Regions from separate parts of the Homo sapiens genome. Here region 2 is linked to region 1. Evidence: chromatin contacts called from ENCODE Hi-C or POLR2A ChIA-PET data. All regions are on one chromosome and are shown on one strand. Each heading gives the region's core, a stretch centred on a gene start or an enhancer-like site at or near the end of the contact. The rest is flanking DNA. Distances are from core to core; before and after follow the strand shown. Region 1 holds the start of GTF3C2-AS2 (GTF3C2 antisense RNA 2). Region 2 overlaps LOC102723530 (a long non-coding RNA gene).

What was found. A loop is a pair of places that touch in the nucleus more often than their neighbours do. ChIA-PET counts read pairs that join two places held with the same protein, here RNA polymerase II (POLR2A). Pooled maps may share reads with other maps.
Region 2: a pooled map shows a loop between it and region 1 (2.7-fold over the local background). The contact joins the enhancer-like site here to the promoter of GTF3C2-AS2 in region 1. A Hi-C loop is called at or near these places in 1 of 168 maps with a recorded cell type or tissue (breast epithelium) and 2 of 50 pooled maps. POLR2A ChIA-PET finds 5 or more read pairs at or near these places in 1 of 52 experiments (A673).

What each region holds. Positions count from the first base shown.
Region 1 is chr2:27,355,286-27,358,593 of GRCh38, forward strand. GTF3C2-AS2 (GTF3C2 antisense RNA 2) reads left to right here and starts at 1,480. Exons shown (of 4, transcript NR_183827.1): 1 at 1,480-1,571; 2 at 2,523-2,617. GTF3C2 (general transcription factor IIIC subunit 2) reads right to left here and starts at 1,479. Exons shown (of 19, transcript NM_001035521.3): 1 at 1,454-1,479. RefSeq lists enhancers at 873-1,486, 1,000-1,279, 1,330-1,669, 1,487-2,100, 1,680-1,809.
Region 2 is chr2:28,444,249-28,447,556 of GRCh38, forward strand. It overlaps LOC102723530 (a long non-coding RNA gene), which reads right to left. Exons shown (of 2, transcript NR_187669.1): 2 at 2,515-3,308. Among named protein-coding and RNA genes, the nearest start is that of PLB1, 50 kb to the right of the region's middle. Within about 2 kb of position 1,528, at least 3 of the 41 ENCODE cell types and tissues checked have a DNase peak (open chromatin) inside an H3K27ac peak, as active enhancers do.

The sequences.
Region 1 (3,308 bases), core at 230-2,729:
GCCGAGGTGGGCGGATAACGAGGTCACAAGTTCGAGACCAGCCTGACCAACATGGTAAAACCCCGTCTCTACTAAAAATACAAAAGTAGCCGGGCATGGTGGCACGCGCCTGTAATTCCAGCTACTCAGGAGGCTGAGGCAGGAGAATCGCTTGAACCCGGGAGGCGGAGGTTGCAGTGAGCCGAGATCACGCCACTGCACTCCAGCCTGGGCAACAAGAACAAAACTCCGTATCAAAAAAAAAAAAAATACACTTCTCATGGAAGGCAGCAGCAGGATGTAATGGTACAAATTCTGGATACACAGTAAAGGAATAGATGATCAGTAAATTCGTACTGAGTTTCTAAAACCTTCCATTGCACCCCAATCTGTCTGGTTCCCATGCTGCTCCAGGATGCCAGCTTGACCTCCCCAGCCAAGAAAAAATAATGACACAACACTGCACCTTAAGTATGAAATTACTTTGAATACACTGCTTAGCTTAATATATTGTTTCCTAAAGTGTTCCTAGGGTACAACTGGCGGTATGCAAGATGATTTTAATGGTACGAAAACGAACATTTTAATGACTAGTGCTTTTATTTCAACTTACATAAACAATTATAAGTAGCCCATGAAACCCACGGTTTCATTTATATTGCTTAGGTCGAGACTAATGCATTTAAACTTTTTAAGTAAGTCAATTTAAAGAGAACTATTCAGAAAACAATAGTACAATTGATAAGAGATTGCAAAAATAGTGATGGCACGGGATTGACTTAAAATTGTATATGCCTCTGGAACAAAGAGGTTTGTCCATACCCTATACATCCCTCCAACAAAGTGAGTTGCCTCCGACGGAGTTGAAGTCGCCACCTCTGACTTCCCCAACAGGCAGCCAACTTGCCACGGGACAAAAGGACTAGACAGGGAAACACAACTGGCCCTTGGTTACGCCAATGGCGTTGCAGCGCGCGGGGCACAACCCTCGGGGTTAAAGAGCCTCCTCGAGGAAGAGGCTGGGACACAGCTGAAAGAGATTGACCCACAACCACTCTAGGGGCCATCACCTGCCCTTCTTCAGTCCTGGGCGTGAAGGTAGATTTCTCCCCTAGCCTGTGCGGGAGAGGAGCCCTGGTTTTTCTAACAAGGACTACTGTAGGTTCGCCGAGTTCGAGGGACGCTACGTATGCAGCGCCTACGCCCGGACACAGGCTTCCGCGTTACCGACACCGCGTGGGGGAGGAGGGCAAGACCCGAGGCTTGCAGAGATGGGGGGTGCACGGTGGCCACAGTAGGGAAGGTGCGGAGCATGATGGTGCTCTGTAGGAGCGCAGACGCTGAAAGGCGCGCTGCTGTGGCTGGGAGAAGAGCGGAGCCAGGAGTTTGTTCCCAATATCTTAGTGCTATGGCAAAAGAAGGGGGAGGAGTAATTGTGGGGCCCCCCACACACCCGCTGCGGCGATACACTCACCCTCGCCAAAGTCCTTCCGGAAGTCTAAGTTCGAAGATGGCGCCGCCTGTCTGGTCGCGGTCTTATGACGAAATCTTGTTAGCTGCTCTTCACTGACGCCCCCACCCCAGTGCACAAGGTAAACACGTGTGCTTGGTCCGGAGTCGGTGCCGGGCTAGTTTTCTCTTAGACTCTGTATTCCATAATGCAGCGCGGCCAGAGTCACCGAGCCCTCCGAAGCCAGCCGAGTTCCAGGGCGTCTTCAGCGGCGCCAGGGACGCTGCAGGGCCTCATGGGAGTTGCAGTGTCAAAAAGGGGAGATCGACGCCTGCGCGGCCAACGGGATCCCACGCGGCCTCGACGGGAGCCGGGAGTAGGCGGACTCCCAGGCCGGGCTCGCGCTCTGGATCCCTGAATCCGGCCTTTCCGGCCGGACTGCCGCGCCTGTGGCCGGAAGAGCCAGCTAGACCAGAGAGTCTGTACCTGCAACCCTGGCGGCGTCCGAGCCCAAGGCGGAGTCTGGGAGACAAAGAAGTCCTCGCCGCCGGCCGCTGGAGGATTCTGCCAGTAGTGAAGTCAGGGATGGGCCCGAGAGAGCTTGGAAAGAGGACAAGGAAGGGAAGGAGTAGGAGTAGAAAAGCATGACTTTGGCTGGGTATGGTAGCTCCTGTCTGTAATCCCAGCACTTTGGGAGGCCAAGGCGGGGGAGGATCACTTGAGCCCAGGAATTCGATACCAGCCTGGGCAACATAGTGAGACCCCGTTTTTATTTTTATTTTTATTTTTTCCTGAGATGGAGTCTTGCTCTGTCCCCAGGCTGGAGTGCAGTGGCGCGATCTCGGCTCACTGCAAACTCCGCCTCCCGGGTTCAAGCAATTGTCCTGCCTCAGCCTCCCGAGTAGCTGAGATTACAGGCGCCCGCCACCAAGCCCGGATAATTTTTGTCTTTTTAGTAGAGAAGGGGTTTCACTATGTTGGCCAGGCTGGTCTCGAACTCCTGACCTTGTGATACGCCTGCCTCAGCCTCCCAAAGTGCTGGGATTACAGGCATGAGCCACCGCGCCCGGCCTAATTTTTTAATTTTTTCTAGAGATGGGGTCTCGTTATGTTGACCAGGCTGGTCTTGAACACCTGACCTGAAGTGATCCTCTTGCCTCAGCCTCCCATAGTGCTGCGATCACAGGTGTAAGTCACTGAGTTTGGCCATTATTCCATTTCTGTACACAAAAACCTTTCTCATTCTGTGCTATAACTAGTTAGCATTTAATTGGGTGGATGTGGTATAACTAGTGCCTTGTTGATATTGATGCATATTTACATGGTTTTGCTGTTATAAACAATGGTCCCTTGCTATTATAAATCACACTGCTATAAGTAACCTTGCATCTAAATTACTTCAAATGTGTAACTATATGGGTAGGATAATTTCTAGAAGTGGAATTGTGAACCAAAGTTTTAGGTGCATTTGTAATTTTGATTTATAACCAATCTTTTCACTGATCTACTTCTCTGCCTCTAATTTCTACTAGGTGTTTGTTTGTTTGTTTGTTTGTTTTGAGACAGGGTCTTGCTCTGTCACCCAGGCTGGAGGACAGTGGTGCAATCACGGCTCACTGCAGCCTCAACCTGCCACCTCAGCCTCCTGAATAGTTGGGGTGTGTGGCAGGTGTATACCACCACTTCCAGGTTTTTTTGTTGTTGTTGTTTAATAGAGATGAGGTCTTGCTATATTGCCCAGGCAGGTCTCACACTACTGAGCGCAAGCGATCCTCCTGCCTATGCCTCCCAAAGTGCTGGGATTACAGGTGTGAGTTGCCATGCCTGGCCCGGTTATCTTTCTAAAGCATAAAGCAACCCTGTTGATCCTCTGCTTAAT
Region 2 (3,308 bases), core at 278-2,777, 1.1 Mb after region 1:
CTTTCTGGCTTTGGTTTCAAAGCCCAAGTCCTAAAAGGAACAGAGTCACAAAGTTTGGAGAAAACAGATGATAGAGAGCAGCTCCCACTCCCGCTTCCAGCCAACCACCCTTCTAAGACTAGAGAAAAATCCCCTAGGTGGGGAGGAGAGAGAAGAACGGGAGGGAATTAGAGAGCAGCTCCGCACCCCTATATCTTGGGTTAGGGTCTCAGGAGCCAGCCAGATCTCACAGAGGGGACAGACAAGGCTTGTAGAGCCTCCCCTGGCTCTGATCAGTGCGGGAGCAGCAGCATGAATTCTAGACCCTTAGTATGACCCGGAGAGAGGTGCACACTGAAGGATCTGTAAGATCAGAACAGCAGCCATCCCAGCAGAGGCCTGCATGAGGAAAGTCTCCCCAATTCCTTAGCTCTTGGTGAACCTCCTAGAAAATCACTCCCAACACTGAGAAGAGTGAGCAGGAAAACCTGCATTGACTGGGTAATTTTCTGCCATTCTGGTGGTGAGGTATCTCATCTGAGTTATAGGAAGGGAAAGAAGGTAATATTTTTTGAACATCTGAGTTAGTTACTTAAGGTTTATTCCAGCTTTATATGGAACTTCTAACACCCTACATTTTAAGGACTAAGCCTAATGTTAATACAGAGTGGTGATGAGGAGGGAACCACCCATTCCGCTGGGAGAGGAGCTGGTGGGGAGGAACTGGGAGAGCCTGGGCCAGTAGGCTTCCCTGCCTCACTTATTCTCAGCCCTGTGTTTGGGATATCACAGTGCCATCAAGCAACTCAGCTTCATAATGGGTTCCTCTGAGTTCTATTCCTCTGTCCTGCAATGCTTTAATCAAGTCCTGCCTCTTGATGCGTCACTTTCATCTTGAGCAACTCAACGGACATTCAGTCCTCAAGATCTGCATGGAGCAAAGTTTGAGGGTAAGCCCCATCTCTCACACAGCAGTGACTATTTGGGAAGCTAAGGCTCCAAGTGAGGACACTGTCTTGTGCCGGGTGCAGAGGACATTGAGGTGGGGCTGCCTCATGCTTCACAGTCCTAGCGTTATTTTCCATGCCATCTGTGTTCTGACTAAACCCACTTTAGGTATGGGGAAACTGATGCTTCAGCCCTATTTATTGCATGCCAGGAAAGTCTAGTTCGCATGTTGTTTTGCTTATGTTAGCATGTTCACCTTGCACAGTAACTCCAAGAATGTAAAAAAGACACTTCAAAATGCATTGAATAAATACCTTCCTTTGCTGTGATCCCATGTCCACCAAATGTTCTGAAATGAGACACATGGAAAATGGAAAACAGACCAAAAATATTTGCTTGACTGACATTGTGGATTAGGGTGTCCACGAGAGTATAAACACACACACCCACTACACACACACACCCACTACACACACGCACCCTGCAGAGTGGGCCCCAGGATTAGGGACCTTCCACAGCAACCAACGCTGGCTGCCAATTTCAGAGCTGCCCCTGGGCCTGGCTCTGCTGGATTGAGGCCAGGAGTGCCTGGGTCTGAGGAATGCACTCACCTGGAGCTCAGAAGGAGCCCCTGCACCCTCTACCTGGGCAGCCCAGAAAGGTGTTGGGGCTGTCACTCCACACTGAGAGGGCATCACCACTCAGGGGCTTGGAAGAAGGGGGAATGGGTCAGGACTTTTAGTTCATTGCTAAATGAAGCCTAACTCCCCTCTGGGGTCCTGTGGCCTGGACCCCTGGTGCAGGTCCGCGGTGGCCTTGCTCAAGGGAGCACTGAACTCATTCACCCTCCCAGCAGTCAAACCATGACACGCAAGAGCCTCTTACTCATCCCGAAGTCATCAGTCATGTTTCCAAGAGTGTGAGTAATTCAGGGAGGGAGGGAGAGAGGGCTCCAGCTGGGGGTGGGATGATGCTGAAGAGGTGATGTGGCCCAGAAGGAGCCCTAATTCTTCTTACTCCAAAGCTGGAAATGCTCTTCTTTTTGAGAAGAGATGTCTCCTTAATCTGCTCCCAATGGGGTGTGTGTGTGTGTGTGTGTGTGTGTGTGTGTGTGTGTGTGTGTGTATGTGTAGAATACTGGCAGCTTAAAGAAACTGGAAACCAAAGCAACAAGGACTTCTCCCTTCATTCCCAGGAGCTGAGAAGGTGTGCTGGCTCAGAGGACGGAGGCCAAGTGGGCACTTTTTTTACTTATTAATAAAATATACATTCAGACAGGGCACAGTAGCTCAAGCCTGTAATCCCAGCACTTAGGGAGGCCGAAGCGGAAGGATCGCTTGAGCCCAGGAGTTTGAGACTAGTCTGGGCAACATAGTGAGACCCTAGCCCTAAAAAAAATTGAAAAATTAGCTGGGGGTGGTGGCACACAACTGTGGTCCCAGCTACTCAGGAGGCTGAGGTGGGAGGATTGCTTGAGCCCAGCTGGTCAAGGTTGCAGTGAGCCATGATTGTGCCACTGCACTCCAGCCTGGGTGACACAGTGAGACTCTGTCTCAACTACAATGCAATACAATAAAGTATGTACTCATATTTGCCCAGCACTTTATTCCATTTTGAGCCTTTGAGGGGAACAAGTTAGGTATTGTTATCTCCATTTTATAGCCAAGGAACTGAAGCTCAGGGCAGTCATGTAAGCTGCTAGTGTCCTATCACAGGCAACTATTGGAGCTGGGATTTGAACCCAGGTCCCTTAATGACTAGTCCAGCCCCTACATCCCTGAACTGTGAGGGCTTCCTCTAAACAGAGGGCTCTGTTAGCCTTTCGACTTGTTTTCTATCCAAGATCATCTTTCAGCAAGTGGGCTCAGCCTGGACCCAACAATTGTCCCTTGCCTTCCTAGACCACACTCTTACAGAGGTCCTGGCCGTGGGTACTCCTGGGGGATGCTCAGTTCCAGGTCACTTTCCCCTCCTCCTAGCCTGGGACTTGACCCAGGAGAGCTGGCTGCCTTCAGAGGAGAACCTTTTCCAAGGAAGTCACAGGGGAGAGAGCCAGGGGAACCCCGGTAGGATGGAGAGTCTGTGGGTGGGTCTGCCCAGACAGTGGGAGTTGACCAAGCATCAGCTCCCAAGAGGCCCAAGCCTAAGGAGTTAAGTACTAGCAGTCAGGCATTTTGGCTATGGATTGGCTGAGGGACCTGACCTCTAACCCTGTGTCTTCCTTTCTTGCGTTTCCCAGCCCACTTCTTCCCATAGAGCCATGAGAAGACATCCTTGGTTCACTGGAGGAGGAAACCCTGCAGGAAACACACCTGGGAAAATAACTCCCATTTCGAGGCAGAAATGATTATTCTCAGTATATTGATGAGGAAACTGAGGCT